Regions from separate parts of the Homo sapiens genome. Here all the other regions are linked to region 2. Evidence: chromatin loops called from intact Hi-C (ENCODE). Cell type or tissue: CD14-positive monocyte. All regions are shown on one strand. Links, peaks and the distances in the headings refer to the core of each region. The heading gives the core; the rest is flanking DNA.

What was found. Peaks named below come from ENCODE experiments on the same cell type or tissue, not always from the same donor. Only the 100,000 strongest peaks of a DNase experiment are listed, where the experiment ranks them.
Region 1: a loop joins it to region 2, with 4 times the contacts of the local background. A loop is called at or near these places in 5 of 110 quality-filtered maps.
Region 3: a loop joins it to region 2, with 2.2 times the contacts of the local background. A loop is called at or near these places in 11 of 110 quality-filtered maps.

The regions. Positions count from the first base shown.
Region 1 is chr12:68,957,394-68,967,854 of GRCh38, reverse strand. It overlaps a transcript of CPM not described here and the pseudogene PRELID2P1. Among named protein-coding and RNA genes, the nearest start is that of CPM, 29 kb to the right of the region's middle. In CD14-positive monocyte, for the core only: no CTCF peak of the experiment used is centred there; DNase peaks (open chromatin) are centred at 3,244, 3,824, 4,264 and 4,544; H3K4me3 peaks cover 1,803 bases; H3K27ac peaks cover 3,163 bases.
Region 2 is chr12:69,065,020-69,075,480 of GRCh38, reverse strand. No RefSeq gene overlaps it. Among named protein-coding and RNA genes, the nearest start is that of TODL, 63 kb to the right of the region's middle. RefSeq lists an enhancer at 6,419-7,618. In CD14-positive monocyte, for the core only: CTCF peaks have their summits at 4,749 and 4,948 (motif pointing right); DNase peaks (open chromatin) are centred at 4,970 and 6,880.
Region 3 is chr12:68,927,273-68,937,733 of GRCh38, reverse strand. It overlaps CPM (carboxypeptidase M), which reads left to right and starts at 4,563. Exons shown (of 9, transcript NM_198320.5): 1 at 4,563-4,592; 2 at 4,894-5,056. The coding sequence starts at 4,897. RefSeq lists silencers at 4,184-4,293, 4,324-4,683. In CD14-positive monocyte, for the core only: no CTCF peak of the experiment used is centred there; DNase peaks (open chromatin) are centred at 4,483 and 5,403; H3K4me3 peaks cover 2,373 bases; H3K27ac peaks cover 1,607 bases; H3K27me3 peaks cover 1,180 bases.

The DNA.
Region 1 (10,461 bases), core at 2,296-7,295, 110 kb after region 2:
GGGCTGGGCACAGAGCTCACACCTGTAATCCCAGCATTTTGGGAAACTAAGATGGGCAGATTGCTTGAGCCCAGAAGTTCAAGACCAGCCTGGGCAATAAGGCAAAACTCCATCTTTACAAAAAATACAAAAATTAGCCGGGCATGGTGGTGAGTGCCTGTAGACCCAGCTATTCAGGAAGGCTGAGGCGGAAGGATCACCTGAGCCCACGGAGGTCAAAGCTACATTGAGCCATGATCATGCCACTGCACTCCAGCCTGGGTGACAGAAACCTTGTCTCAAAAAAATAAAAATAAAAAAGAAACCCATTTACTTGACAATTTGCCTGGGGATGTTTCTGCACAGCCTCAACCTTTGCTCAGCCCTGGTCCTAAGATCTCTTTTGAAGAGGTCCCATCTGAACTAAAAGTCTACTCAAGTCTTTCACTACTTAAGGTCCAGGACTTCAGCTAAGGACACCTGTTATGAGGTGAAAGTATTCATAGCTTCAACTGAAAAAAGTTCTAAGTCTTTCGGAGAAGCTCTTAAATACCAGTAGATATTAATGTTGCTCTGTTTCCTATCACAGTGACAGTCTACATGACGCTGCACCTTACTGCACCACCCCGTACTCACCCAGGGAAGCAGCAGAAGTCAGAATATTAGTCATTAGCTTCAGCAGACTTATTATTAACTTTTCTACATGGCCTTTCAGACTCAGGAGCAAATTTATGTCCAAGTTAGCTCAGTTCAAGACATAGAAGCAAAAAGCTGATTATTTGTCCTGTCTTCTCTTTCTATCTATGCTTCCAACTTCTGCTAGTCCCCTTCAACAGTCTGGCTGATAATGGTTAGGCCCCATTCATCAACTCAAATATTAAGATATGGCTGTTCACTTACCTAAGTCTATAATATGCTCCACATGGATCTCTGGCTTCAGACATCCCCTCTCTTTCTTCTTCATCCTTCTACTCCAGATGAACTACACCTTCTCTTCTTATTAATATTTAGGACAGGAGCTGTCTTATGTAGGATAGGCCTTACTTATTTCCTTTACACAAGGCAAGCAGAAGCCTCACATATGACTGAAGTCACATGTATTTCTGATTAAAGAAAATGAGGTAAAGGGAAAAGGAAGCAAAGGAACTCACAGGAACACTGGAGTTCCATAACACAGCATATTCAGTATGTTTATGAAAAGTTTATGGACTCCATTAACTCTAGCATATGTATACAAAGATTTCATTTGATGAACTTCATTGATCCATGAAGTCATATCAGCAAGAAAACTGTCCTTCAAGATCAATTCCTTCTTTGCTGGACCTTCCACTAATTCTCCTGGTTCCAAGCTACCAAGTTGCAAATGAGTTGCAATGACAAGTGAAGATCACTATTTAGCCAGCATTTGCAGATGGGGATTCTGGAACTCTCAGATAGATGAAGACACCCTTCTGAAATAATGGTCGATTATTTACTTAATGCTGGTTTAACTTGCTTTTTTAACCTGGCAGCCAAAACACAGTCTGCTGTTGGTAACAATGGAGAAATTTTATTCAGTAGAATTCCTTTTAGAGAGAGCACTGCACTTGTTTCAAATTAATGTCTTGATAAGACATTTTGGGAGTATTTTTAAAAAGCCTAACAACCCAAGTGTCCATCAATGGATGAATGGATAAACAAAATGTGGTGAAGGGAACCAGAATATGACACCCCAAAATATGCCACTTTGGCATAAGAATTATTTTGAGCTGAAGACAATCAAGAAACAGCAGACAGAAAACAAAAAACAAACAAACAAACAAACAAAAACTCTCTGCCCTCCCCCTATCTGGCTAAAAGCAGGACATGACTTTCCATTTTTAATGGAAAAACCAAAGTCTGCAAAACAGTTTAAAGAGATTTTTCAGAGCCAACATGAAGGGCCATGACCTGGAGAAAAACAACCTTAAGTGGTCTTGAGAAAGTGCGCTCATGGCCAGGCACAGTGGCTCACACCTGTAATCTCAGCACTTTGGGAGGCCAAAGCAGGTGGATCACTTGAGGTGAGGAGTTCAAGACCAGCCTGGCAAACATGGTGAAACACTGTCTATACTAAAAATGCAAAAATTAGTTGGGCATGGTGGTGGGCACCTGTAGTCCCAGCTACTCGGGAGGCTGAGGCATGAGAATCACTTGAACCCCGGAGGTAGAGGCTGCAGTGAGCCGAGATCATTCCACAGCACTCCAGCCTGGGCAACAGAGGGAGACTATGTCAAAAAAAAAAAAAAAAAAATCAGAGAAAGTGTGTCCAAAGCAGTCGGGTTATAGTTTGGTTGTATACATTTCAAGGAGATAGGAATTACAGCTAAAGACATAAATCACTTTATGGAAGACAATATCGGTTCAGCCCAAAAAGGCAGGACATCCTGAGGTGGGGAGAAGAGCACTTACAAGTCATAGGTGGGTTTTGGGGATTCTTTAGTTGGAAATTGGTTGAAAAAATTAAGCTTTGTCTAAAGATTTGAAGTCGGTAGAAAGGAATGTTTAAGTTAAGGAGGTTCATTACCCAATACACTGGGTCAGAGTGACCTGTAGGGATGTGACTTAACCCTTGTCTGGCATGGTCATAGGTCCTGTTTACAATTTGGTATCTTACTGTCACAAAGAGTCTGTTTTGTCAGTCTTATGATCTCTATTTTAACATTAATACTGGTCAGTTGTGCCTAAACTCCAGAAGGGAGGGAGTATAAAAAAGTGTGTTCAACCTCACTTGCTGTCATGGTTGGAAATTCAGTTCTTAAGGTTTTTTGTGTCTCCATGGCCAAGAAGGATCTGTTCAGTCAGTGTGGGCTTAGGATTTTATTTTTAGGTTATGCGTTTATAAAGGTGTCCTCTCCCTTGCCAAGGAAGAGAACAACTCTTAATGCAATCACCTGATGGATTTGGTCTACCCTCTGCACAGACAAATCCAATTTACTGAGATTGTGGTATTGCAGTAAAGAAAGAGTTTAATTAACACTAGGCTGGCCACATGGAAGATGGAGTTATTACTCAAATCAGTCTTCCTGAAGGCTTGGAGGTTAGGGTTTCTTAAGGATACCTTGGTGGGTAGGGGACTAGGGAATACGTGTTGCTGACTGACTGAGGATACAATCATAGGGTTGTGGAAGATGGTCCTCATGCACTGAGTCTGCCTCTGGGTGGGGGCCATGGGACCGGCTGAGTCATGAGTCAGTAGCGTCGGTCAGTGGCCAAAATGCAAAAGTCTGAAAAACATCTCAAAAGATCAATCTTAAGTTCTACAATCATAATGTTATCTATAGGAGCAATAGGGGAAGTCACAAATCTTGTGACCTCTGGCCACATGACTCCTGAGTAGTAAGGGATTATAGAAACTATATTTTAGCAGAATTTAGGCCACTCCCATAGTTCTAATCTTGCGGTCTTTCATCAGTTTTACAAAGGTGGTTTCAGCTCCTGAACAAGGAGGGGATCAGTTTTAGGGAGGGATTGTCATCCTTGCTTCCACATTAAACTAGAAACTAAATCCCTTCCATGGTTAGCTTCCTATGCCCAGGAATGCGTGAAGACAGCCAGTCTGTGAGGCTAGAAGCAAGATGGAGTTGGTCATGTTAGACTCCTCTTGCTGTCATAATCTTCGCAAAGGTGGTTTCATTAATCATCGGGACTCTTCATCACTGGAGATGACTCTAGATTCTTTTCAGCCCAAAGACCTGGAGAGGAATGTATATAACAAACCTTACTAAACCACCCTTTTCTTCTATTTATTTCCCTATATATTTCCTTCCCACAAGTTACCACCATTAGGAATCCCCCTTTTCCTTTGTCTTGTCAATCTCTGCAATGTATCAAATGTATCACTGTTTGTCAAAATGCTGTGTCACCTCTTAGGTCTAACTGCTTCTCTGCCCCTTCACTTTTCTAGGAAGGCCCCTGTATATATACATGATAAACCTTTCCTCCTGCTAATCTGTCTTTTGTCAGTCTAATTTGCAGGGCCCCAGATACTGAACCTAAGAAGGTAAAGGAAAACATTTTTTTCTTCCCCCACAGTGGTATATGCATACCATGAACTATTATTACTTAGCATTTCAAAGGATGGAAATTCTGACATATGCTATACTATGCATGAACCTTGTGGACATTATGCTAAGTGAAATAAGCCAGTTACAATAAGATGAATACTATAAAATTCCACTGGTGGGAGTGTCTAAAATAGTCAAATTTATAGGGACAGAAAGTAGAATGGTGGTTGTCAGGCACTAGGGGGATGGGGAAATGAGAAGTTGTGTAATAGCCATAGAAGTTCAGTTTTGCAAGGCGAGAATGTTCTGGAGATTAGTTATCTAGGGGCCAAGGGAAAAGTTCCCCTTCTCCCTATGAAGTTTCACTGAAAAATCAACTCACAAAAGGCAGACTAGTAGGAGAAATAACATACAAATGCATTTAATGTGTACATGGGAACCTTCAGAATGAAGACAGAGGAAAGTGCACATTTTTATGCTTAGGTTCAAAAAGTATGTAGAGCTGTTTAGAAATATGACTGGACAAAAGGGTATGATGTAACTTTAACAGATGGAGTGAGGAAACCCAGCAAGGCCTGTCTGTCTAGATTCTTCTTGGCCTCTCTGAGCAGCATTTCTTCCTTCTGCGTATGGGACAGGACCCTTTCTGGAATGGGGGTCTTATGACCTACAATCAAACAAGGTAGGTCCGATCATTTCCTTATGACCAGTTTTTATACAGAATGTAAACCAAAAGTATATGAGACAGGTCCCGATCAATGTAGAAAGTTTACTTTGCCAAGGTTAAGGACACACCCATGACACAGCCTCAAGAGGCCCTGCCTATGTGCCTAAGGTGGTCAGGCCACGACTTTGTTTTATACATTTTAGGGAAACATGAGACATCAATCAATACATGTAAGATGTACATTGGTTTGGTCCAGAAAGGTGGGACCACTCAAAGTGGGGACTTCCAGGTCACAGGGAGATTTAAAGATTTTCTGATTTGCAATTGGTTGAAAGAGTTATTATCAATAGAAAGGAATGTCTGGGTTATGATAAAGGATTGTGGAGACGAAGGTTTTATCGTGCAGGTTAAGCCTTCAGAGAGAACAGATTGTAAATGTTTCTTATCAGACTTAAGGAGTCTGTTCTATCAACAATTCTAAAAGGAAGAGGGTACAATGAGGCATGTCTGGCTCCCCCTTCCCATCATGGCCTGAGCTTGTTTTTCAGGTTAACTTTGGGATGCCCTTGCCAAGAGGAGGAGTCTGTTCAGATGGTTGGAGTACTTAGAATTTTATTTTTGGTTTACAAGAAAGGCGGATGAAAAGTTTGATAATATTTTTAGGTTTTATAGCTGGCTTTCGGGAAAAGGGGTTCTGGTTTCTAGGACCCACGTGGGGAAGAGGGATTCTAGTTTCTATGGCTGCCCTCGGGGAAGAGTGGGACTGAGAGACAGGAGGCGAGCAGGAGAAGGTCAGAGAAAACCTTTTGCTTCTCAGGCTGCTTCTGAGGCCTTCATTTTAGGGTGTTGTTTTCCATGTCCCAACAGTGACACAACAGTGTGAATGTACTTAAAACTACTGAACTGTAGGTTTAAAAATGGTTATGATGGTAAATTCTGTGTTATGTGTGTATTATCACACTTGGTTTTTTTTTTTTTTTTTTTGAGATGGAGTCTCGCTCTGTCGCCCAGGCTGGAGTGCAGTGGCGCTATCTTGGCTCACTGCAAGCTCCGCCTCCCAGGTTCACGCCATTCTCCTGCCTCAGCCTCCTGAGTAGCTGAGACTACAGGCGCCCACCACCGTGCCCGGCTAATTTTTTGTATTTTCAGTGGAGACAGGGTTTCACCGCGTTAGCCAGGATGGTCTCGACCTGCTGACCTCGTGATCCGCCCGCCTTGGCCTCCCAAAGTGCTGGGATTACAGACATGAGCCACCACGCCCGGCCATTATTACCACAGTTTTTTAAAACCTATTTTAAAAAGACCACGAAACACTTTAAACATTAAAAATAATCAAATATTTTTTTAATTGCTTATTTAAATAGACTTATGATGGCTTTTCAACCTACACAGTTGTTGAGTTTTTTGTTGTTGTTTGTCTGTTTGTTTATTTAGTAGAGATGGGGGTTCACCCTGTTGGCCAGGCTGGTCTCGAACTCCTGACCTCAAGTGATCCACCTGCCTCTGCCTCCCAAAGTGCTGGGATTACAAGTGCGAGCCACCATGCCTGGCTCATTCAACTTATACAGTTGTTTTTAAAATAAAAAATACATAAGCCAGGCACAGTGTTGCACACCTGTAGTCCTGATTACTCAGAGGTTGAGGTGGGAAGATTGCTTGAGCCCAGGAGTTCAAGGTCAACCTGGGCAACATGGTGAAACCTCTTCTCTAAAATAAAATATATGTAATAAAAAATTTAGGCTGGGCACTGTGTCTTGCATCTGTAATCCCAGCACTCTGGGAGACCCAAGGCAGGTGGACCACTCGAGCCCAGGAGTTCAAGACCAGCCTGGGCAACATGGCAAAACTCCATCTTTACAAAAAACACAAAATTAGCCAGGCATGGGGGCATGTGCCTGCAGTCCCAGCTACTTGGGAGGCTAAGGCAGGAGGATCGCTTGAGCTCACTGGAGGTTGCAGTGAGCTGAGATCACACCACTGCACTCCAGCCTGGGTGACAGAGCAAGACTCTGTCTCAAAAAAAAATTTTTTTAAGACTATAGGTATTTTCATTATTTTTCTCATGACTCTTCTCATCCTTCTGATATTTGTACCTCAATCCTCAGACCACTGTCCCTGTCTATTCTATTTGGGTAACAACCAGTAAGTGGACATTTACAAATTTCCTAGTTTTTACTGGGGATGACAGTCCCCAATGCTAAGTTGCATCGCCTTTTACCTGCCTGACTGGTATACTAAAAAATCAACTCTCAGTTGTTATAGGTAATCATCATGATTAATAGAAAATATGTTACTCTTTTCACCTGTTCTGCAGATAGGACAAAGTAGGTGCAGAATCGTTAATTCACCTGAACAAGTCATAGCAAAGGTCTCAAATGAGGGCTTGTGCAGGGTCAGCTTTCTGGGCTTGAGACCTGTACAGTCACATAGGTTGCCACATTTAGAGGAGCTCCATGCTTGTTTGATGTTCTCTGTTATCATCTTGACATTTTTAATATATATATATTTTAACAAAAGGCCCCATATTTCCTTTTTGCACTGGGCCCTGCGAATTATCTTGCTGGTCCAGGACTTAGGTCACTGATCTCAAAATATGATGTTCTAGGCTCAGCAGTGGGAAGGGTCGTACAAGTAAAGAAGCATTATCCCTTTTATTCAAGATTCAGCGTAGCTATTTTATACACAATGGTCATACTGATTTTGCTGTAGAGCACTGCAATACTAACACTAGAATCCACCATTTAAAAGGGAAGCTAGAGCCCTCAATAGTTACATCCACGTTTCAGAGAGAAATCCCCACAAAGACGGATATAATTTTCTCATAAATATTTACAAGTTTTAAATAGTTGGATGTTAGTCACCCCATTTATCTTGGTGTTTCCTTGTGAATGAAGCCCATCCAACGTCGACATCGTATTGAGAAAAATCTGTGAAGCTAATGAAGAAAGAAGAATCAAGAGTGCCAAAAATAAATGTTTCCATCCTGAGCCAAAGAATGAATCACTTGTGCATTCATATGTTATAGAAAATGTGATTCCTTTTTTCCAGTTTTACAAGGCCAACACCTATCAGCAACACAAATTCTGACTTTTACTGACTTAGACTAGGTCTCAAAAGCCATAAAAAGGCCGTTCATGGAAATGAACAAAGAATGTATTTGTATCTTTATCTGAGAAGTCATGCCAGAATCCCTTTCAAATCAGCAGGGTAACATTTGGTTTTACATTTGTATGTTTTAGTGAGTTTTATAAACCCTGAAGCTAACCGATTTTTCTTGTAAAGTAGAGAAGTAAACTGATTTTGGGAGAGACGCCTGGGGATATAGCAGAGCTGAAATGTTTGTGCCTTGTTTATTAAACATGATCATCCTCACCAGAAATTACCATAGCATCAGGTTTCCCAGAAGGTTCTGAGGGCCAGAGTTTGTGCTTCACTTCTTCCTTATTCCTAAGGCAACTAACACGATGCTAGCATGTGAGAAGCACCCAGCAAACCCTCTCTTCACCCTCTCTCCAATTTTGGCCTCTCGTGGGAAAACCCCCTCCTTGCCCATGATGTTTCACCCACATCTGTCTTGACTGGGCAATGCCCCCATGCAGCCAACTTTTCATATTCTCTCTTTCACACTTTCATTATAATGTATTTGTCCTTGGTCCAACTGCCTTTGATTTCTAAGATAAAAATGATTTGAAAACTAACTCAGTCTTAAGTTTTGAAGAATTAACAGCGTAGTACAAGACCTCTGTTCTCCTTTAGGTAATTTTTTTTTTTACAATAACAATGATATTTTAAGGCAGTGGCCACTGGAATTAATCTAAAAGTTGAAATGTCTTATTAGGCAATGGGGATTTTGAAACACTTCTGAGTCTCATCATTTAGGTTGCAGTCTATGGAGAGGACTGGCTCTTTCTAAAAGATATTCATTCATTCATTTAATCATCAAACATATCCTGAAGACTTACTCTGTGCCAGGGACTGCTGTGGGTGCTGGGATGCAACACTGAACGGGATGACCAGGACCCTATTCTCATGGCATTCACATTCTGAGGTGGCAGGAATGTATAAATAAGGAGAAAATATGTAATAATAGTAAATGGTATGACGAAGATAAGACAGAGATGTGCAAGGAAATGACAGCTGGGGTGCAGGAACTGGGGGCTACATCTAAGTGGTCAAAGGTCTCTCAAAGAGGATGGCATTGAAGTTGAAACCCGAATAAGAAGGAACCAGACATGGGACGACTTAGGAGAAGAATGTGTCTGGCACAGGGCAGAGCTTGTGCAAAGGCCCTTGGGTGAGAGGCAGATCTGTGTGTTCAGGGCACGTGTGGCTATAACATAGTGTTACCAAGGGATGAGAGGCAGGCGGGGATAGTTCATATAGCGTCTCAGAGGCCAGGAAGGAAGAGGCTTTGGGTTTGATTCTGAGTGTGACTAGAAGCCCCTGGAGTGAAAAGAACATGTTCTGATTATGTTTTAAAACACCCCTCTGGCATTTGAGCTATAACTAGACTACAGGTGCCAGAGAGGAAGCAGGGAGGGGATTAGGAGAGAAACGATGGTATCTCGGACCAAGATGGCAGCAGTGGAGGTGTCACAAACAGCATTAGGAGGTATCTTGGTGATGGAGTTAACAGAACTTCCTGATGTATTGCATTGGTTGGGGTGGGTGGAGAGTCAAAGACTCCTGGGGTTTTGGTTTGAGTAACAGTGTAAGGTGGTTTCATTTCCTGCGACAGAAAAGCTGGGGGTGGAGGGGACTGAGTGGAAGGGGTTTGAGGGGAAAATTAAAAAAGGCATTTAAAAATCCCCTTTTTAAGTCAGGAAACAACAGAAGCTGGAGAGGATGTGAAGAAATAGGAATGCTTTTATACTGTTGGTGGGAGTGTAAATTAGTTCAACCATTGTGAAAGACAGTGTGGCAATTCCTCAAGGATCTAGAACTAGAAGTACCATTTGACCCAGCCATCCCATTACTGGGTATATATCCAAAGGATTATAAATCATGCTACTATAAAGACACATGCACACATATGTTTATTGCGGCACTATTCACAATAGCAAAGACTTGGAACCAACCCAAATGTCCATCAATAATAGACTGGATTAAGAAAATGTGGCACATGTATACCATGGAATACTTTGCAGCCATAAAAAAGGATGAGTTTTTGTCCTTTGCAGGGACATGGATGAAGCTGGAAACTATCATTCTCAGCAAACTATCACAAGGACAGAAAACCAAACACCACATGTTCTCACTCATAGGTGGGAACTGAACAATGAGAACACTTGGACACAGGGCGGGGAACATCACACACTGGGGCCTGTCAGGGGGTGGGTGGCTGGGGGAGGGACAGCATTAGGAGAAATACCTAATGTAAATGATGAGTTGATGGGTGCAGCAAACCAACATGGCACATATATACCTATGTAACAAACCTGCACATTGTGCACATGTACCCTAGAACTTAAAGTATAATAATAATAATAATAATCCCCTTTTTAGTATCTAACATCCAATTAAAAGAGGAGTCATGGCTCAATCCTCAAGAAAGAAACATGATTATATGGAGTCTTTGCCTTATGTGGACACAGTATGCATTTTGGAAGGAAAAGTCAGTCTTCTGGGAAAGTGTGGAAAATCCAAATTGGACAGAACTCATTGAAAAAGGCAAGATTTCAGTCACTGGAGCTGTATTTCTCAACTGCATTTTGGAAACTTTTGCCAGCACATTCTTAAGACAGGGAGCTCAGAAGGGAATTTGAATCATGGAGATGCTACTAAAGGAAC
Region 2 (10,461 bases), core at 2,379-7,378:
ACAGATGAGGAAATAAAGACACAAAAAAGATAAACCACTCAATGGCAGGGGGAAAAAGATTTGGACCTAACTTGTTTAACCGCAGTCAAAACCCTTTAATACCACATTTTTAGCTTTTCATTTATAGATGTAACACCTAGATTGCATGTTTCTCCATAGGAACCATAAATAAATTTTTTCTTTTTGTCGCCTTAGAAAAATGTCTATTAGCTTTTCACAGTCATCTGCTCTACTGTGGAAGCAGCCGTTTCATTGCAAACTAAAAGTCATGGAGGAAATTGACAAGCAGCTCTCTTGAATGAGCAAGGCTGATTATTCTAAGAAGACAGTTTTCCTAAACGCTGTCATCCACAAATAGGTTTCAGGAAAGAACACCATAGGTGACATAAACCTTGCTTTCTGAAAAAGAAAACCAAGGACTGGATTCAGATTAGCAAATGGAACACAATTGGTTCATCTGAACTTCGAGCTAAATTATTTCTGTAGATCTCAGTTGGCTGCCCAGAGTCCAGCTGATCTGCTTTCTCAGCCACAACTCTATAGTTCACATGAAGAAGCAAGGAAAACATTCTCAGATCTTGTATCCCTTTAATAAAATTTCAGGTTATTTCTCCAAGAAGGATTTCACAGAGGTAAAATTGGCATTATCTCAAATTTCCCATGAGTAAGCCAGCTATAATGAAAGGTTGCTAAGAAATACTTTGTTTCCATCAAAGAACCACTTGGGGAAGTGGAGCCATGGGTGTTTCCCACTGCCCCAGGCTCTAAAGTCCTTCTAAACAGGTTCATTTTAGCTCCTCAGGTATTAGCTAGAATCATACTGGAAAATCTCTGCAAGATGAAATAGTAATATGTTCCTAAATTATAGGATTATTTTTCTGGGCTTCAAGCATTTAAAGTATTTACAAGAATTAGCCGTAAGCAAATATTACAAGATATGGTCTACACATGCTACCTTGCCTCTTGTTAAGCTGACAGTCCTTCAGATGGCTAAGGTTTCCCACCAATACATATCTAATTCATACAGCTCCTCACTTTCCAATAATTTTTTCCACCAGAAATTGGCTTAAGACAAAGAAGTGGAAAGCTAGGGAGACTGGGGTGCATTTTTAAATTTTTAAGTTATTTTTATTTTTGTTTTTATTTCAATAGTTTTTCAGGTACGGGTTGTTTTGGTTACATGGATAAGTTATTTAATGTTGATTTCTGAGATTTTGGTGCACCCATCACCTGAACTGTATACTATACCCTATATATCATCTTTTATTCCTCATCCCCCTCTCAGCTTTCCTCCTCGAATCCCCGAAGTTCATTATATCATTCTTATGCCTTTGCATCCTCATAGCTTAGCTCCCACTTATAGGTGGGAACATACGGTATTTGGTTTTCCATTCCTGAGTTACTCCACTTAGAATAATGGCCTCCAGCTCCATCCAAGTTGCCCTTTTTATGGCTGAGTAGTATTCCATGGTATATTTATACCACATTTTCTTTATCCACTTGTTGGTTAATTGGCACTTACGCTGGTTCCATATATTTGCAATTGCGAATTGTGTTGCTATAAACATGCAGGTGCATGTGTCTTTTTCATATAATAACTTATGTTCCTCTGGGTAGATATGCAGTAGTGGGATTGCTGGATCGAATGGTAGTTCTACTTTCAGTTCTTTAAGGAATCTCCACACCGGTTTCCATAGTGGTTGTACTAATTTACATTCCCACCAGCAGGGTAAAAGTGTTCCCTTTTCACCACATCCATGTCAACATCTATGGTTTTTTCACTTTTTAAATTATGGCCATTCTTGCAGGAGTAACATGGTATCTCATTGTGGTTTTAATTTGCATCTGCCTGATCATTACTGATGTTGAGCATTTATTCATATGTTTATTGACTGTGCATCTTCTTTTGAGAATTTTCTATTCATGTTCTTTTGCCCACTTTTAATGGGATTATTTGTGTTTTTTCTTGCTGATTTGTTTGAGTTCCTTGCAGATTCTGGATATTAGTCCTTTGTTGGATGCATAGTTTGTGAATATTTTCTCCTGGGGTGCATTTAATGAGACACATGAGGAAATAAATTATGTTTACATTAGGAAGAATGTATAACACACTGCAAACATGCTGAAAATATTCTGATTTCCCAATTCTATTTAAAAGTGTCCTGGCCTATGCCTAGTAGTGGCAAACAGGCAGAGCATGATAAAACTTATACTCTTCTTGCAGTTTTGCTTATCTTGAAGGTCAGTCACCACTTTGGACCTAGTGCCAATTTTCTCATTACAACATGAAAAGCAAATAACTCTGTTATTTCTCTCATACCCCAATGCCAGGATTATAACAGGGTAGTTTTGTTGTTGTTGTTGTTTTTGGTTTTTTGCCTTGTTCTTATGTCTTTAACATCCTAGGAAATACTTCAGTGAATCTTTTCACTTTATCAGATTGGCAAAGAATAAAAGCCTGACAATACTGAGTGTTGACAAGAATGCAGAACAATGAGAACATTCATACAATGCTGATGGGACTATATATTGGTTAATCCCCTTGGAAATCAACTTGTCAATGTTTAGAATAGTTGAAGATTCATATAACCTCAGACCTAGCAATGCTACTTCTGGGAATAAACTCTGAATGTTTCTATAAAAAACACTTATGAGAATGTTCCTTATGGCTTTATTGGTAATTGTAAAAACTGGAAATAGGATACATTTCCATTTAAAGTAGAATAGATAAATTGTAGTATATATTTGTTTCAGATCTTATATTTGTTTTAAGGGAATATGTACATACTTTTCTATATTTGAAACAAATATAGCAAAATGTTAAAATTTTATAAAGTTGGTCTGTGGATACATTGATGATGGCCATATATTCTCTATACTCCCCTGTTTTTGAAATGTTACGAAAAAAGCACTACTGCTATAAGTTGTTTATTTTCATTCAATAAATGAGTTGAGCATCTTCTACAAGTCAGGCATTATGCTAAGTGCTAGGAGTCCCTGTCTTCAGAAAACTTGGAATAATGTGGGGACTTTCTGAAACAATCCTCTCTGACCCCATGGCAATTAATTTGTACCTCTGTTATCATCTTCTGCCTTCTATTATGGCTTCAGGTTCATGACATTTTTCTCTCTATAGCAATGCTATCCCATACAACTTTCCACAGCAATCAAAATATTCTATAGCTCTGTTGTTCAATATGGTAGCCACCAGCCACCATTTAGCCATTGAATACTTGAAATGTGACTAATTTAACTGAGGAACTGGATTTTTAATTCTAATTAATTTTGTTTTAAATAGCCTCATGTCACTAGAAGCTACAGTATTGGACAGCACAGCTGCAGAGTGTCTGTTCTTTGAGGGTAAGGACTGTGTCTTTCTCATTTTTGTAGCCCTTGCCTGGAGTCCTAGTTACATTCTCAGAGAGTACCTAGCAAGATACTGTATCTCACAGAAGATTTTTTTTTTTTTTTTTTCAGACAGGATCTCACTCTGTCACCCAGGCTGGAGTGCACTGGTGTGATCCTAGCTCACCACAACCTCATACTCCCAGGCTCAAGCAATCCTCTTGCTTCAGCCTCCCCAGTGGCTGGGGGCTGGGACTAGAGGAATGCATCACCATGCCCAACTAATTAAAAAAAAATTTTTTTTTTTTGTAGAGACAGGATCTCACTATATTGCCCAGGCTGGTCTCGAACTTCTGAGCTTAACAGTCCTGCTGCCTCAGCCTCCCAAAGTGTTGGCATTACAGGTGTGAGTCACTGCACCTGGCTCACAGAAGACATTTGACAAATATCTGTTTAATTCTGGAATTAAATCCTTGTTGGTGTCATTGCCTACCATGTACTCCTGGGAAATTCACTTAATCCTTGTTTATTCATTTATCAAATATGTACTGTACACCAGTTCTGTGATGAGCCAAGGGAATACAAAAATAAATAAAATATAGACACTGTCCTTGAGGAATTCATGATCTTGTCTGAGCAATAGTTGTCTTAGAAATAAAACAAGAAGGTTAATCCTGAAGATTTCTAAGATATCTTCCAGCCTTAACGTTCTATGAATATATTCATTGAATTGTTCATTTGTGCCTAAGATCACTTTGAAAGTTTATGAAAATTGACAATAAATCAATAAAATAAAGGTATTTAAACTTGTCAACAGCCCTTTGGTCCCATTCATTCATTTAACAAATATTTACAAAACACTTGCTATGGATGTTTTGATTGCCTCCTCTTTGGTGAGAGCAATTTTCACTCCAGGATCATGGGGATAGCTGAACACACAACAGCTCACTACTAGACAGTTGAGATTGATAGTAGTTTGTTAGTCACATGAAGTCACAGCCCGGGGGAGGAAGATACCCCATGCCATGCAGAGCCACACAGGGTTGCACTCAGGGCCAGAGTGAAGAGCCAAGTGCCATGGAGGCAGGATTTGTAGTATCAAGGGGGTGAGGTGGCCTAGTTCCTGTGGGAGGAAGTGATTGACTTGTTTGAATAATTCCCTAAGCAGGCAGAGAACCCACTAGTACGGGATAAACAGGAACTCTGTCTGGTTCATTTGATAAGGAGGGCTATTTGGCTAGGGGACCTTGTTCATGGGAGCAGAACAGGCGAGAAGAAACTTGCAGTTAGGCCATTTGATACCCTCCTGATTTTACCATATATGTCAAGGCAACATGTAAAATTGAGGCTTAATAGGCAACACATAAAATTGAGCCTTAATTCTAGGATTTCCATCACAATGGGTCAGACATTATGCCAGGCACCCTCATGGGCAAGACAAGAACAAGTGAGTCCTGCCCTCATGGGTCTTACAGTTTAACTTTTAGGGGCATATTGGTGGAATCAGTGGATTATACTGTAGTTTACAACTGGAACTTTTGTTGCCACCTCTCTAACTCTGCCATGGGTCCCAGGGCCCAAGAGCATGGAGAATGGATGATGGCGTCTTTTGGCCACTAGAGGGCATTTCCTGCTTTCTGCATAGGCCCCTGGGTTCCTTGGGTTTTTGCTAAAATTGCGAGTTCAGTGTGCTGGTTGATTCTTAACTCTGGTACGCATCAGAACCAGTTGGGAAAATTTTAAAACAGAGCTTCACCTCCAGAGATTCTATTCGGTAGGAATAGGGTTGAGCTTGGGCCTCTGTGATTTGCCATTTCCCATGTGATTCTGATGGGTAAGCAGAGCTGAACAGTGAAACCTTTCGATAAGATAAGACTACATTCCAATTTACAGGGATTCTCATTTTAGCGTAAGAAATAAAATAAGGATTCCTCACATGTTTACCTATTCAATTAGCCCATCACGGCATAAACAACCATCCTTTTTTTTTCTTACAAAGCATGTCTGAAGGCCAGAACAACTATCCCTTTTGAGTTAAATTTTAAAGTAAAATTTGATCATTCTTGGGTTCAGGATTTTATTTTATTGATTTTTTTTCAATGTTCAATTTCTTCTTAATTTTGTCTAGATTCTCTGTTCTCCAAATGTAAAATCAAGAATGAGAACGCTGGCAGAAGTAAGGAAAGATGAGACCTGTTTTGAAAACGAAGTTTTAGAGGAACTATGTGAACAGATTGTGTTCTTCAGGGGCCTGGCACATGATGACATCTAACACCCATGGCCAACAGCATTCATAATCACCAATACGCAGCATCATACTCTGTCTACTGGCAATTCCCAGAGATCCAAGAAATATGTAAAACACTGGCTAGAAAGTGTTCTTGTGGCACGAGGCGGTGCTCATCAGGTGGCTTTAGGGTGCACTGGTCACCTGTTACGTGCAGGTCTCCTGGAGGACCTGAGTCCCTGCCCCAGCTCAGCCCACACCACCTCTGTCACCCTGAGACTTATAACCAGGCCAGGCGCGATGGCTCATGCCTATAATCTCAGCACGATGGGAGGCCGAGGCGAGTGGATCACTTGAGGTCAGGAGTTCAAGACCAGCCTAGCCAACATCTCTACTAAAAATATACAAAAATTAGCTGGGCGTGGTGGTACACGACTGTAGTCCCAGCTACTTGGGAGACTGAGGCAGGCGAATTGCTTGAACCCGGGAGGTGGAGGTTGCAGTGAGCTGAGATCGCGCCACTGCACTCCAGTCTGAGTGACGGAGCAAGACCCCAGCTCAAAAAAAAAAAAAAGGCCATTGAGTCCCTGTCTCTTCAGTAGTACTCTCCTTAAGGTCATTGGGAGGATTAAATGAGATAGTGTAATGTACATTAAAGTCATTTATAAATATTTCTAAATGATTTATAAATTATTTCTAAAACCAAAATAGCCCAGACCTCACCAGACGCAGCCTGTGAGTGGCAACAAGTCACACTGACATTCGTGCTGAATTATAATGATGGGCTACTTAAGAAGGAATGCTTGTGGCTGCCCTGAGTCTAAATACAAAAGCCGCCTTGCCTTTGGAAGCAAGGTAGAGGTGGGAAGACTGGCCCTATCACCACCCAATGCTGCGCATGTCGTCTAGATTCCCAAAGCTGCAAGCTTGCAAACTAGGTGCTTTGGTTTGGGCTCTGGAGAAACCCCTCCAGCCAGTGTGAACCTGTATGAGTGTTGGGGGGTGGGGAGGGGGAGCAAAATAGATGGGACTTTATGCCTTCCCCTTCTATTTTCTTTATCCGCCCTCCACCATCTCTCTCCCAGGCCAGACACAAAATTCTTCTCTTCTTCTGCTCAAAAACCGAACTCTCCCAAGCATTCACTTCTGCAAGCAGTTACCTGAAGGAGTCACCATCTATAAACAGCTCCTGTCTGAATGGCATTGAGGCACAATAGGGCACCCTGCCACAGAGATATACAGGGTTATCATGCCCACCTCCTGACTCACTCCTTTCTCATTTGATCCTGAGAAACAGGAAGTAAAAGGCCACAATAATTGGAAATGACCTGACTTCCCATCCATTTAACACTGAGTCACCGAGTCCTTAGGTGCTCTCCTCAGTTAAAGTTTTACCATGATGACTTTTGCTGTTGTTGCTGCTTCATTTTGATTGGTGAATGAAATGGCTCCCCCAAAACCTTAAGTAAGTTCTTGAGTGATGTGTGTATGGTTGCTTGTTTTAAAATCAGTGTTATTATTTGATTATAAATTCTTCTATGAAAGAAGTTGAAAGGAAGACTCCAGGCAAGAGACCCACGGAGTTATTTAAGGATTATAGACTTATTTTCAAGGCAGTTATGCTAAATTATGGATGATGCACTCCCTGGAAGACAATGTGAGCCTCTCTAGAAAAGGCAAGTGTTTCTCTTTTAGGTAAGTTGACAATTTATGTCTGCCCTCCGGTGACTTTAAAATCACACAAAAGACTATTCTATTTATTAATTGTCAAGAATTTTTTTAAAGCTCCCAGGGCTAAATTATATATGTCCCCTTCCAACCAGGATAATTAAATAATAGAATACAGTATATCGGGTCCTGGTGGGGTGGACAGCAGAGCTGCCGACCAAACACGCTGGGACCTCACTTGGCCTGAGAACTATCCGAGAGCACTTTTTTTTTTCTTTTAAAACCCAGTTTAGGAGGCTCATTTACGAGCCTATGCAAATCAGACATTCCTCAGTGTTTGCTTCTGAATTATTCATTTGTATCCCTCATCCTACTACTCAGGAAACAGAACAAGAATTTACCAAATAATAACTTGAATGAAGTTGTCTGTCCCAATGCCCAAGACATCGCACAAAATTTGAAGTTTTCTCCAGGGGCATGGGTGTGTCAGGGTGTGAACTTATAAATGATTCTCTCTTGCACAAAACATGTAATTAGAAATTCCATATCAGATATGCCTACTTCAGATGGTGCAACCAAAAAGAATCATAATGACATTTGTATTAAAATGTAACAAATAATCTATTATGAATCTTGCTTCTCTTTTTCATAATTGCCCACCATTTACAAAATGCGTGTCTAGGCAAATCAAGCTCCTCAACAGAGTATTAAAAAGTATAGGCTTTACTTGTTTTATAAAGCCAAGCCATAACTGTAACAGCTAGTAATAACAGCTGCCATTTTATAGAACACTGGCTTACTATTCACAGGGCACCGTCCTTGCATTTTACACTCACGATCTCATTTAACCTCCTGCCAACCCTCGAAGTAGGTACTGTTATTTTGTCTGTTTTACAGATGGGGAAACCAAGGCTCAGAAAGGTCAAGCAACCTGCTCAGGTTGACCAATAGTAAAGTCTGGATAGGGCACTTACATAGAGTTGCGTAAGTCACTCACTGCCCCAAAGGCACTGGCAGCCAAAGGAATAAATAGAGGCCAAAATCCAGCCTGTGTTTCACTTGCCCAGCCACATGCTGGCAGGGCTGCACCCACTAGAGGGGACACCTTCCTCTAACATGAACAAAGGCACTAAATGGGCTAGCAGCAGCCGTGGGGCTGGAACCCGGCATCAAACCCACTGAGCTGATTCCACAGCCCCTGTGCTTCACACTAGACTGACTACCTTGCCACATACATTTTCCTACCTCAGAGGGGCCCATAAAGGTCACACACTATTCCATTATTTTCTACTGGCTGGGCTTGGGGATGGGCATAGGAGGAGGTTGAGTTTATCCCCAAAAGGAAGGGGATAGATACCCTGTAACTCTGGAGTAGCCTGGTTTTCTGTTTTAGTGTGAAGGGTAGTGACTGGGAGCAGCAGCAGAGCATTGTCCCATAAACTGCCGGTGACCTGACCCTTGGGAGGTTTTCCTGGCCTGCTTTATGGAGCTCACCCAACTGTGAGAGTCAAAGTGGTGCTGATGAGTGGCTGCAGAGGCGCTGATGAGAGAAAACACTCCAATACAAAAAGCCAACAGACAGGAATCCTCACGCTGGCTCCACCACTCACTGTCATTTGACCTTTGATTGGTCACTTAGCCTCAGTGACTTCTATTTTCCATCTGAAAATGCAGACAATGATAACAGATGCCCCTAAAGTCTTCAAGGGAACAGTGCTCAGAAGTAACCCTAGGAAACATTTTGAAGCAGGCATTTATCTTTGGTGCTTATGTCACCTGTCCATCTCTTTCTGCTTCATTTCTTCCCATCCCACCCCCACCCAGCATTCCCCTCTTCCCTAATCTTCCTATGCGGAGAGAGGAGTCAGCCGATAAAACCAATTAGCAATATAGATGTTAGGGATTAAAAGTATTCACTTTCCCAAAGCCATCTTTATCCCAAAGAGAAGGCAAGGAAGGCTTTGCCCAAAGATCCAATGGCAGTTGGGTGAATTTTTGTGGCAGATGCGGGTTTTGTTTCTTTCTGGAGCCTGTAAATTACATAAAGTAAGCAACGAAGGATTGGGCTGTCCTGGGACAACTTTGTAAATTAGTTTTTTAAAAAAGAAAATCACACATATATATATATCAGCTTGGTAGAATATTGCATAATTATTATAAATGGTCATTTACAAAGATTATGAGGCAACAGCAGGGACAACTCCCAAGTATAATACCCGGAGCACATGCCCTGAGTACCACTCCCAGGTGTAATGTGACACTATTTAAAGAAGCAGGGGCCCAAAACATGCGTCAGCTCTGAGACACAGCTACATAAAAATTACACGCGTAAATAAACAGAGAGAGCCTGGAACGTACTATAGAAAAGTGAAAACAAATTATTGGTTGAAGTGATGGAACAGTGAGTGATTTTTCAACTTTCAGTCAATGTTACAACAGTGTAAAATAAATTTAGAAATGCTAAAAAAGAAAAAATCATTAAAAATTTATAGAAAATTGATAGCATAGGTAAATGAATTCTCTATTGTCATAATTTCAGAATGGTTATATATATATATATATATTTTTTTTTTTAACTTAGTATAAGATATTTTAGCTGGGCATGGTGGCACACACCTGTAGTTTCAGCTACTTAGGAGGTTGAAATGGGAGGATCACTTGAGGTCAGGAGTTTGAGGCCAACCTGGGCAACATAGCAAGGCTTCTCTCCAAAAAATAAAAAGTAAAAAAGGAATTTTAACATTTAACATTTCCGTGAAGCTCAGTATTGTTTTTGCCAATATAAACACGCTATGTCATCAACCCAATGCTTGAGAGTCTTTATATTAAGATGTCATGTTTATCTGAAAACAATTTGTCAAGGTTCTTTTAAAAAGGAAAACTAGTCAAAAATATAGGACAACATTGTGGTGATTCTGAGGACAGAGAATAGCATGAGGCACCTTTATACCTGAGGACAAATCAGAGGTATGTGCTTTGTAAATGTTCACCAAATAGATGAGTGAGTCATTTTCCAGAAGTGTTCAGATGAATCTAAAATCTCCTTTAATCTAATTACCACCTTCGCAGGGGTTTCTGAATGAATACTCACAGATACCTGTTAGGTGGAGAGCTAATGATCATGTCATTCCCATCTCCCACATAACAGATACGATGTTTCATGTTAATGTGATTTTTGTTCTAATTCAAAGGAAAAATTAAAACAGAAATTTCACACACTG
Region 3 (10,461 bases), core at 2,182-7,181, 140 kb after region 2:
GCACTCAGCATGTTGGTAACCTTAGAAACACATTGCTGGGAATAGTTTTTTTTTGTTTGCTTTATCTAAATGAGATCTTACTATTTATTTTACTTTTATTATCTGCTTCTTGCCTGAACAATTTGTCTTTCCAAGTGAATAAATGCAGATCTACATTGACATTATTATGGCTGAAAAACAATTAATTGTACAGCTATAATATTCTTTAACCCAGGGTGTCTTAACTTCAGCACTATTGACATTTTGGGCTGAATAATTCTTTGTTGTGGGAGGCTGTGTTGTGCACTGAAGGATATTTAATGCCTCCCTGCCCTCTGTATCAGCACTAGATGCCAGTAGCTCCCATCCCTAGTTATGACAATCAAAAATGTCTCAAGATATTGCCAAATGTCTGCTGTGGGCACTACTGCCTCAAGTTGAGAACCACTGATCTAACCAATCTGCTGTTGTTTGACATTTAGGTTTTATCTACTTTGTCACAATTTAAAGCAGCAGCACTTATGAAGCTCCTAACATATACAAACTCAACACATCTTCAAATTACTTCTATAGCATAAATTTCTAGCAAGGAATGGCACATACAAAATTTTGATGTCTATTCCCAGATTTCCCTCCAGAAAGATTGTATTAATTTAGAACACCATTGAAACAGCATAAATGTCATTTCCTGAGATCCTGTCTACTTCCAGGTATTGTCAATCTTTTTAATCTTGCTTTGTGATAAGCAAAACAAAGTATTACTTTACCCTTTTAACTTGTAATTCTTTGATTGCTTACCAGGTTGGTAACCTTTACTATATTTATTAGCTATTTGTGTTACTGCTTTTATGAACTGCTTATTCATCTCCTTTGCTCATTCTTTATTTTGTAAGAGCATTAATTCCTTCTTCCAGCTTGTAATTTTTCTCATAACCTGATTTAAACCTTTCTTCTTATAACCTTTATAAGGTTTTCTGTACAGAAGTCATACATTTGTATGTTTTCAAATTATTAGCCTTTTTATTATGGTTTTACCTTTAATGGTGCCATACTTAGAAAGATCACCTCTAGGTCCAGGCCTGGTGGCTCACACCTGTAATCCCAGCACTCTGGGAGGCTGAGGCAGGCAGATAATTTGAGGCCAGGAGTTCGAGACCATCCTGGCCAACGTGGTGAAACCCCGTCTCTACTAAAAATACAAAAATTAGCCAGGCGTGGTGGTGGGCACCTGTAATCCCAGCTACTCAGGAGGCTGAGGAAGGAGAATTGCTTGAACCCGGGAGGTGGAGGTTGCAGTGAGCTAAAATTGTGCCACTGCACTCCAGCCTGGGCAACAGAGCAAGACTCTATCTCAAAAAAAAAGAAGAAAGAAAGAAGATCACCTCTAAAATCTCTAAACTTCAGTATTTTACTCTATTAGGCTAACCTTTTATTTTGCTGTTATCTTTCATACTCTTAACACTAAATTTTTTTTTCTCTCTTGACCAGTGCACCTTAAACTTGAATGTACATATACATCATCTGGAAATCTTATTAAAATGTGTGTTCTGATTCAGTAGGTTTGGAGTGGAGTGACAGATTCTACATTTCCAACAAGCTCCCAGGTGATGCCAGTGCTGTCCCTGGCCTGCACTCTGAGTTACTAGCTCCTAAACCTTCAGCACTCAGTCCTCTGTACCCCCTACCTCCATTCTCTGACTCCTTCCTGAAGTTGCCTCCCTTCCTACCTAGTGTGAACCCCAATGGCAGCAATTTCAACTATAGCTCATCTCTGTTTTTCCAGAACAACAATCCTGGCAATCTCCATTCCAGTATTGATGAAGCCACCATTTCTTCCAGTCTCCAGCCACAGCACCCTGCAGGAAATCAGATAGTGTCCACGTACTTCTCTTAAAAAGATAGGATTTCTAAGGTACATCAGCAAGCCTTCACTTTGTTCCCACCCAGTTCCCTTTCCCATTCCTAGAGTAACTTTGCCTAAATTTAATCTTCTCAAGCTCCAGTCCCCCTCCTCAGACCTCTTAGTCAATGAACAACAATGAAAGGGAAACGTCTTCAACCCTTCCAGTGGAAATAACATTTAGCATAGTGACTACTGCACAATTAAAAAAAAAAAAACCTACTCAAAGACTCTACAATGTCATACTAAGACTTCCAACTCTTAGGCCAGGCAAGGTGGCTCACTCATGTAATCCCAGCACTTTGGGAGGCTGAGGCAGAAGGATCACTTGAGGCCAGGAGTTCAAGACTAGCCTGGCCAACATGGTGAAACCTGGTCTCTATTAAAAATGCAGAAGTTAGGCATGTGTGGTGTAAAAATACAAAAGTTACGTAGGTGTGGCGATGCGTGCCTGTAATCCCAGGTACGTTAGAGGCTGAAACACAAGAATCGCTTGAACCTGGAAGGCAGAGGCTGCAGTGAGCTGAGATTGCACCACTGCACTCAAGCCTGGGCAACAGAGTGAGACTGTATCTCAAAACAAACAAACAAACAAACAAACAAACAAACAATAAAACAACTTCTCTTTAAGAAAAAAAAAAAGATGGCCAGGCACGGTGGCTCACGCCTGTAATCCCAGCGATCTGGGAGGCCGAGGCAGGCAGATCGCCCGAGGTCGGGAGTTCCAGACCAGCCTGGCCAACATGGTGAAACCCCGTCTCTACTAAAAATACAAAAATTAGCCGGGCCTGGTGGCAGGTGCCTGTAATCCGAGCTACTCGGTAGGCTGAGGCAGGAGAATTGCTTGAACCTGAGAGGAGGTTGCAGTGAGCCGAGATCATGCCATTGCACTCCAGACTGGGCAACAGAATTGAGACTCCATCTCAAAAAATAAAGAAAGAAATAAAAAATTAAAAAAAAAATTCCAACTCTTGGAAAATTCCCTTTAAAGAGTTACGAATTAAGCTGGTTTATTTATGTAATAAACGCTTCGCACAGTTCTTACAATGTGCCTGCCAACCTTATTTAGGTAGGTACAATTAAGACTTCCACTTTACACACCAGAAAATAAGGCACAGAGTCGACACAGCCACTGAGTGTCAGAGCAAGAATTGGCACTCATCCCGTGAGCGCCTCAGTTCTTTTTTTTTCTTTATATATACTTTAAGTTCTAGGGCACATGTGCACAACTGTGGCACATATACACCACGGAATACTATGCAGCCATAAAAAAGGATGAGTTCATGTCCTTTGTACGGACATGGATGAAGCTGGAAACCATCATTCTCAGCAAACTATCGCAAGGGCAGAGCGCCTCAGTTCTTAAACCACTCTTCTATGCTGCGGCAGAATCACTGGAAGTCTCAGGGAGTCCTGAGTGCGCAATTCTAGGAAAAGTATCTATATCTGTAAGAAAGAAGGGGCAGGGAATCTAACGGTTCTCAGCTCTTGAAGGCACATTAGATTCATTCAAGGTCCTCTCTAAAAATACACTTTCTTGGGCCTCCACGAGAAAAATTCTATTCAATTAGTCGTGGGCTTGCATCCGTATTTTTAGTCTGTAAAAGTGGAATGTTATCTCAAATCAGTGGTTTTCAAACTTTTTATATTCTGCGGACCTTGACACGGGCCCCCAATACCCTGACACGGTTACTTACAATCCGGGAGAGAGTGGGAGAAAGGGGGAGAGAGGGAAGGGGAGAGGGGGAGGGGAGAGAGAGAGAATGAATGAGAATGAATCTTTTAGAGAGGTAGAGGGGGTTGGCCCGTGCCACAAACCACCTCTCAGGTTTGAGTGAAGCCTTCGTTCTCTCTCGTGCAGAGACCATGCCATCCTTCCAGAAAGGAGCATTTTAGGACGTTTTAGGACGAGAGACCTGTAATTGGCCTAAGACTCAGGTGCAGGTGGAGGAAGCATCGGATTTACAACAGTGGTCCTGCCTTCTTCGATGTGACTTCCAGTTTTAAATTCAATTCTAATTTACACAAATCCCACCCACTATGTAAACTTGTTGGAAAATGTCCTGCACTCTGCACTTCGTGGCATTTAAAACTTCCACACACGCGCGCGTTCTTTCTCGAAGCCCCGTGATTGCTTAGCCTCGCTGGGCAGCTTGGCACTGCTGGGAGCTTGGCTCGCCCTGCCGGGGCCGACGCCGCCCGTCCCGCAGGAGCCCGCGCGGGGCTCAGGGCACTCAGGACTCCGCATGCGTCCCGGCTCCAGGTGGGCCCCGGCACCGCCAACCGCAGGAAACCCGCCGAGCCCTAAACGTCTCCCAAGCGGCTGCAGTCTGCGACAGAGAGTGTCCCTCGGTGGAGCGCCCTGTGGCTGCCCAGGCTACAGCCGTGGCCGAGGCGAGGACACACTTCTGACCTGGGGCTCCAGCAAAGACTGTCCGCGAGCGGCGACTCCATGCCCGCAGCCCTCCGCCCAGCTCAGCCGCCCGGCCGCGGGCACCAGCAGCCGCGCCACGAAAGGGCGCACCGCGCGGGCGCCGTCTCTCCTAGGTGCGAAGGCGGCTGAGGCCCCGCCCGGGAGGCACCCGCGCGGCTCCGGAGTGGGCCGGAGGGACGTCCGGGGGCGGGGCCCGGGCGCGCCCGCCCTCTGACCGGGCTATAACACCCGGCCCCGCCGGGCGGCCGCGGGTGGGTAGAGGTGCGCGCCTGGGACCTGGTGAGGCTGGGGGTGCGCGGGGCCGGGCGCAGCTGTGGCAGCTGCCGGACGGCGGAGGCGCCAGGAGGAGGAGGAGAGGGAGGCGCGGGCGGCTGGGTCGAGGGCACCGAGGCTGCCCGTGCTCCCGGTCTCTGGTTGCACGGCTCACTCCCGAAGGTGTTGCTTCCAGCTTTTGCCTCCTTAGGAGGCAGGGAGCGTCAGTGTCGGGAGACCCTGAGACCGGAGTACCGAGACGTAGCTGGTGATGCCCCCGCCTGCCCTCATGTGTTCTCAGGTTCTTCTTATTTTTATTCATCTCTAGAACATGGACTTCCCGTGCCTCTGGCTAGGGCTGTTGCTGCCTTTGGTAGCTGCGCTGGATTTCAACTACCACCGCCAGGAAGGGATGGAAGCGTTTTTGAAGACTGTTGCCCAAAACTACAGTTCTGTCACTCACTTACACAGTATTGGGAAATCTGTGAAAGGTAGGGTCCGTCTCGTGAACACTTTGCCAAACCCTCAGTCCTCCCTTTCAGTATTCATTAAATATGCCCCAGCTTCCTGTCTGCTCTTCCACGCACCTACTCTGAGTGGCACAGAACAAGTCAACCGGTACCGTGCGTGTTGGTTGTTTTCTGCTTTTGTTGGGAGGAATAGTAGGAAGAACTGAATTTTACTGGACTTGTCCATTGTAATTCAGTGTCACTGAGTCCTTTCCATTATTGGAGTTCTTCTGTCTTTTTGGATCTTGCAGACATTGGTTATTTGGGATGTATGTTTTAGTTCCTTTTCAAGATAAACTCCCAAGTAAGTCCGTTTATCCGTTTCAGTTCCCCTTTGTGTGGGCTTCTTTATATATGACTTGGACTGTTAATGTCATTTCTTCATGTCTCTTTTAAACTGAAATAATGCAGTTTTGTTGGTAAGATTTCTGTGTCATCTGTAGTTAGCCTTTTATTTAAAGTTATGCAAAACTATCATTTCTGCAAGTTTCTTTTAATCTAAGTAGTACAGTTCTGTTGGTTAGATTTGTGTCGTGTATAATTAGCCCTATGGCTTAAAGTTATGCAAAAAAGTGGTTCTATGATTAAAGGCTGTTTTTAAAATGTATCCATTTGAAGAAGACAATGCTAGATAATGAATATATATTAGTAGTGATTGAAACTCTTCCCAGCATTTTCATATTTATCATTAATAATTTATTGTTCTAAGTTAGAAACTACATAAAGTTATTTTCATTTTTATAGACAGCAAGTTTGAATCAGATAAATTAAATAATTTGTTCAAGGTCTCCCAGATGGTGAATTTTATAGCCAGGACTGGCACCCATCCGGCCAAGGCAAATAATTTGATCAGATATCGTTATTTCATCTTTCTTTCTTTCTTTCTTTCTTTCTTTTTTTTTTTTTTTTTTTTTTGGTCAGAGTCTCGCTCTGTTGCCCAGGCTGGAGTGCAGTGGCGTGATCTCGGCTCACTGCAACCTCCGGCTTCCTGAGTTCAAGCAATTCTCCTGCCTCAGTCTCCCGAGTAGCTGGGATTACAGGAATGCGCCACCACAGCTGGCTAATTTTTTTGTATTTTTAGTAGAGATGGGGTTTCACCATATTGGCCAGGCTGGTCTCAAACTCCTGACCTTGTGATCCTCCTGCTTCGGCCTCCCAAAGTGCTAGGATTACAGGTATGAGCCACCGTGCCCGGCCGAGATACCATTATTACTTAATCATCTTTTATTATCCTGATGTTCCCAAAGAGGTTACCAGAAAACTTAGTCCTTAAATCAAAAGTTTCATAAATTTTATGCAATTTGGATCTCAACTTTTTGTAAGGTGTGTTCAAACTCTACCTTGATTTTAGCTCTGAACTTTTGAGTCAATTGAGAGTCTCATAATTACCATATTCTTCATCATTTTTCAAAAAAATCAAGGCTATGGCTTCTATATTAAAGAAAAAGTATTATATAAATGTATTTATGTGCAATGCGAAGTCAATATCCTGGGCTGTGTGTAATAGTAACTTTGTTTTTAAACAGCATTGCCAAAGAGATGGTGCCAGAATTACTCTATATTGCTCTATAATCCAAAATTATAGAGGTTGGGTGTGTGAGAAATCATATCTTGAATCAGCATACGTATTCAGCCTTCTGAAATCATTTTTCCCTAGGGCTAGAGTAGAGCAATTTAAAAAGATCTAGGAATACTAATTATATTAATTAAAAATATATAGAACACAACTAGCTTGAGTTATTGTTCAGTCATCATTTCAACCACAAGATGATGAGGATGTTGTTAATTTTAAGTACTAAGTGATTTGGTAAGGTTTTGTATTTTCAAACACAATGTGCTTGTGACAGTTGGGGGCTCTCTTTCCTAATATGAATCAGCAGTTGTGATCTATCCTGCATGATATCAAACCACAATCACAGTGAAAGTCAGCAGGCTTAATTTTGTTTTTAATTTTACCTTGTATGCACTCTTGCGGTTAAAGGCTTGAGGAGTTATCATGTAAAAATAAAATCTGACACTAGTGGTTAAATATTTGTGTTGAATATGTTGTTCTGAATAATAACTCGGATTAAGAAAAATCCCAAATCTGCCATTTGGCTCCAACTGGTAGATGAAACTGTATGCCAGTAACTGGGAGTCAGTTGCCAAAGTGTCACTGCACATTAGTGTGACAATTGAGAGATGGTGCTCCTTTGTTGGTGGTCTTTTTCACTAGATATTTTCCCTAACCATTCTGCCCTCTGATGTAAGATAAGTTTGCTTAGAAAACAGAATTTATGACCAGGCCCAGTGACTCATGCCTGTAATCCCAGCACCTTGGGAGGCCGAGGCGGGAGGATCACCTGAGGTCAGGAATTTGAGACCAGCCTGGCCAACATGGTGAAACGTTGTCTCTACTAAAAATACAAAAAATTAACCAGACATGGTGGTGTGCACCTGTGGTTCCCGCTACTAGAGAGGCTGAGACCGGAGAATAGCGTGAACCCAGGAGGCAGAGGTTGCAGTGGGCCAAGATCATGCCACTGCACTCCAGCCTGGGTGACAAGAGTGAAACTCTATCTCAAAATAAAAGAAAATAAACAGAATTTATTATACACGTGTTATTTATTTATTTATTTATATTACATGTATTAACGTGGGCAGTCTTACCCAGAAGGGAAAGTAATATTCCTAAGTAACTAAATACATGTTTAGTTTTTGTAAAAACTTAAATATATGTGCTATGCCTATGTAAATATATGCATATCACATATTTTCTTTGTTGTAATTGTGGATTATATTCTGCTTGTTTTTTCATTTCATGTTATTTCCTTAGATATTTCCATGAATTGACAAAGTCGGTAGATGTGAATTCGTTGCTGTTTAGTATTCTATCCTCTTGATTATGTGAATTTTCTTAGTCATTCACCTCTTTGAGCATCTGTATAGTTTTTGGTTAACTCTGTTATAAACAGGGATACTATAAAACCATTGATACATGTCATGATAATTACCTTCTATTATTATTGGTGATTTTTAAAAACGTTTTTATTTTGAAACTTTTAAAATCCACACAAAAGTTAAACACATCTATACCCAGCTTCAGCCATAGTAGACCATATTTCAGTTGAGCCTTTTGAAGGAAATCCCACTGCCTAGTGACATAGTAAAGAAAATCTTAGGTGAAACAAGAGAAGCAAAAAAGTACTGATGACTTAGTTCAGAAAAATCAGAAAAGGTACAGTGTTCATCAGTTCGTTCGTTCAATCCTCCGTTCAATTAAGGAAGCACCTCCCATTTTTTGCCCCAACCCCTTTGTCTAGAAGGATGCCTGGCACATAATCAATAATCTATATCTATTTATTTAATGGATCAAATATTTGCTGAGCAAAAGGCATGGGAAGCAAACAAACGTGTGTGTCATTCATTCCCTGCCATTAGGTAGCTCATTTTCAAATACAAATGTATTTACTGTGAATTTCTCAGGGTAGTCTCTCCACACACACCCCAAAATTAGTTTAGGAACATTTTATTATTTTTTTAAAAAATGAACCCTTGTGTTGAGGGTTGACTATCAATAGATAGCAATGAAAGAACTGCTCTGCTACATACAAAACCCCAAAGGGCCATTTTAAATGAGATTTCCTACCATCTATTTTAAGAATCTTGCATTGACTGGGTGTGGTGGCTCACGTCTATAATCCCAGCACTTCAGGAGACCAGCCTAGGCAACATGGGAGACTCCATTTCTTAAAAAAAAAAAAAAAAATTTAATTAACCAGGCATAATGGTGCATGCCTGTGGTCCCAGCTACTTGGGAAACTGAGGCAGGAGAATCACTTGAGCCTGGGAGTTCAAGGCTGCAGTGGGCCATGATCGTGCCACCGTACTCCAGCCTGGCCTACAGAGCAAGACCCTGTCTCAAAAAAAAAAAAAAAGTATCTTGTCTTGCCTCCTGCTAAGTCTGATCATCATTGTATCTGAATACAGTAGGCGGGATAATAACACCTTCCTTACTAGTGATAATACTATTAGAGATTTTTTAAAGCCAGCCAAATTTAGTAGTCTCTGTTATCAAGTACTTTCCATGTAGTAAATAGTTTAAGACATTATTTCGATCTCAGCAACTCAAAGTAGGCCTTATCCTCATTTACAAAACAGGTAAAATGAGGCACAGAGAGGTTAATTAACTTGCTGAAGATAACATAGCTAAGTATTAGAAGATTCAAACTCAGATCTGCCTATTTCCCAAGCACCTCTCTATTCTCTTTTAAAAAGCAGCTTGACATTTAAGTCTTTAATCCATCTTGAATTAATTTTTGTATAAGGTGTAAGGAAGGGATCCAGTTTCAGCTTTCTACATATGGCTAGCCAGTTTTCCCAGCACCATTTATTGAATAGGGAATCCTTTCCCCATTGCTTGTTTTTCTCAGGTTTGTCAAAGATCAGATAGTTGTAGATATGCGGCGTTATTTCTGAGGTCTCTGTTCTGTTCCATTGATTTATATCTCTGCTTTGGTACCAGTACCATGCTGTTTTGGTTACTGTAGCCTCGTAGTATAGTTTGAAGTCAGGTAGCATGATGCCTCCAGCTTTGCTCTTTTGGCTTAGGACTGACTTGGCAATGCGGGCTCTTTTTTGGTTCCATATGAACTTTAAAGTAGTTTTTTCCAATTCTGTGAAGAAAGTCATTGGTGGCTTGATGGGGATGGCATTGAATCTATAAATTACCTTGGGCAGTATGGCCATTTTCACGATATTGATTCTTCCTACCCATGAGCATGGAATTGTTCTTCCATTTGTTTGTATCCTCTTTTATTTCATTGAGCAGTGGTTTGTAGTTCTCCTTGAAGAGGCCCTTCATGTCCCTTGTAAGTTGGATTCCTAGGTATTTTATTCTCTTTGAAGCAATTGTGAATGGGAGTTCACTCATGATTTGGCTCTCTGTTTGTCTGTTACTGGTGTAAGACTTAAACGTTAGACCTAAAACCATAAAAACCCTAGAAGAAAACCTAGGCATTACCATTCAGGACATAGGCACGGGCAAGGACTTCATGTCTAAAACACCAAAAGCAATGGCAACAAAAGCCAAAATTGACAAATGGGATCTAATTAAACTAAAGAGCTTCTGCACAGCAAAAGAAACTACCATCAGAGTGAACAGGCAACCTCCAAAATGGGAGAAAATTTTCGCAACCTACTCATCTGACAAAGGGCTAATATCCAGAATCTACAATGAACTCAAACAAATTTACAAGAAAAAAACAGACAACCCCATCGAGAAGTGGGTGAAGGACATGAACAGACACTTCTCAAAAGAAGACATTTATGCAGCCAAAAAACACATGAAAAAATGCTCACCATCACTGGCCATCAGAGAAATGCAAATCAAAACCACAATGAGATAC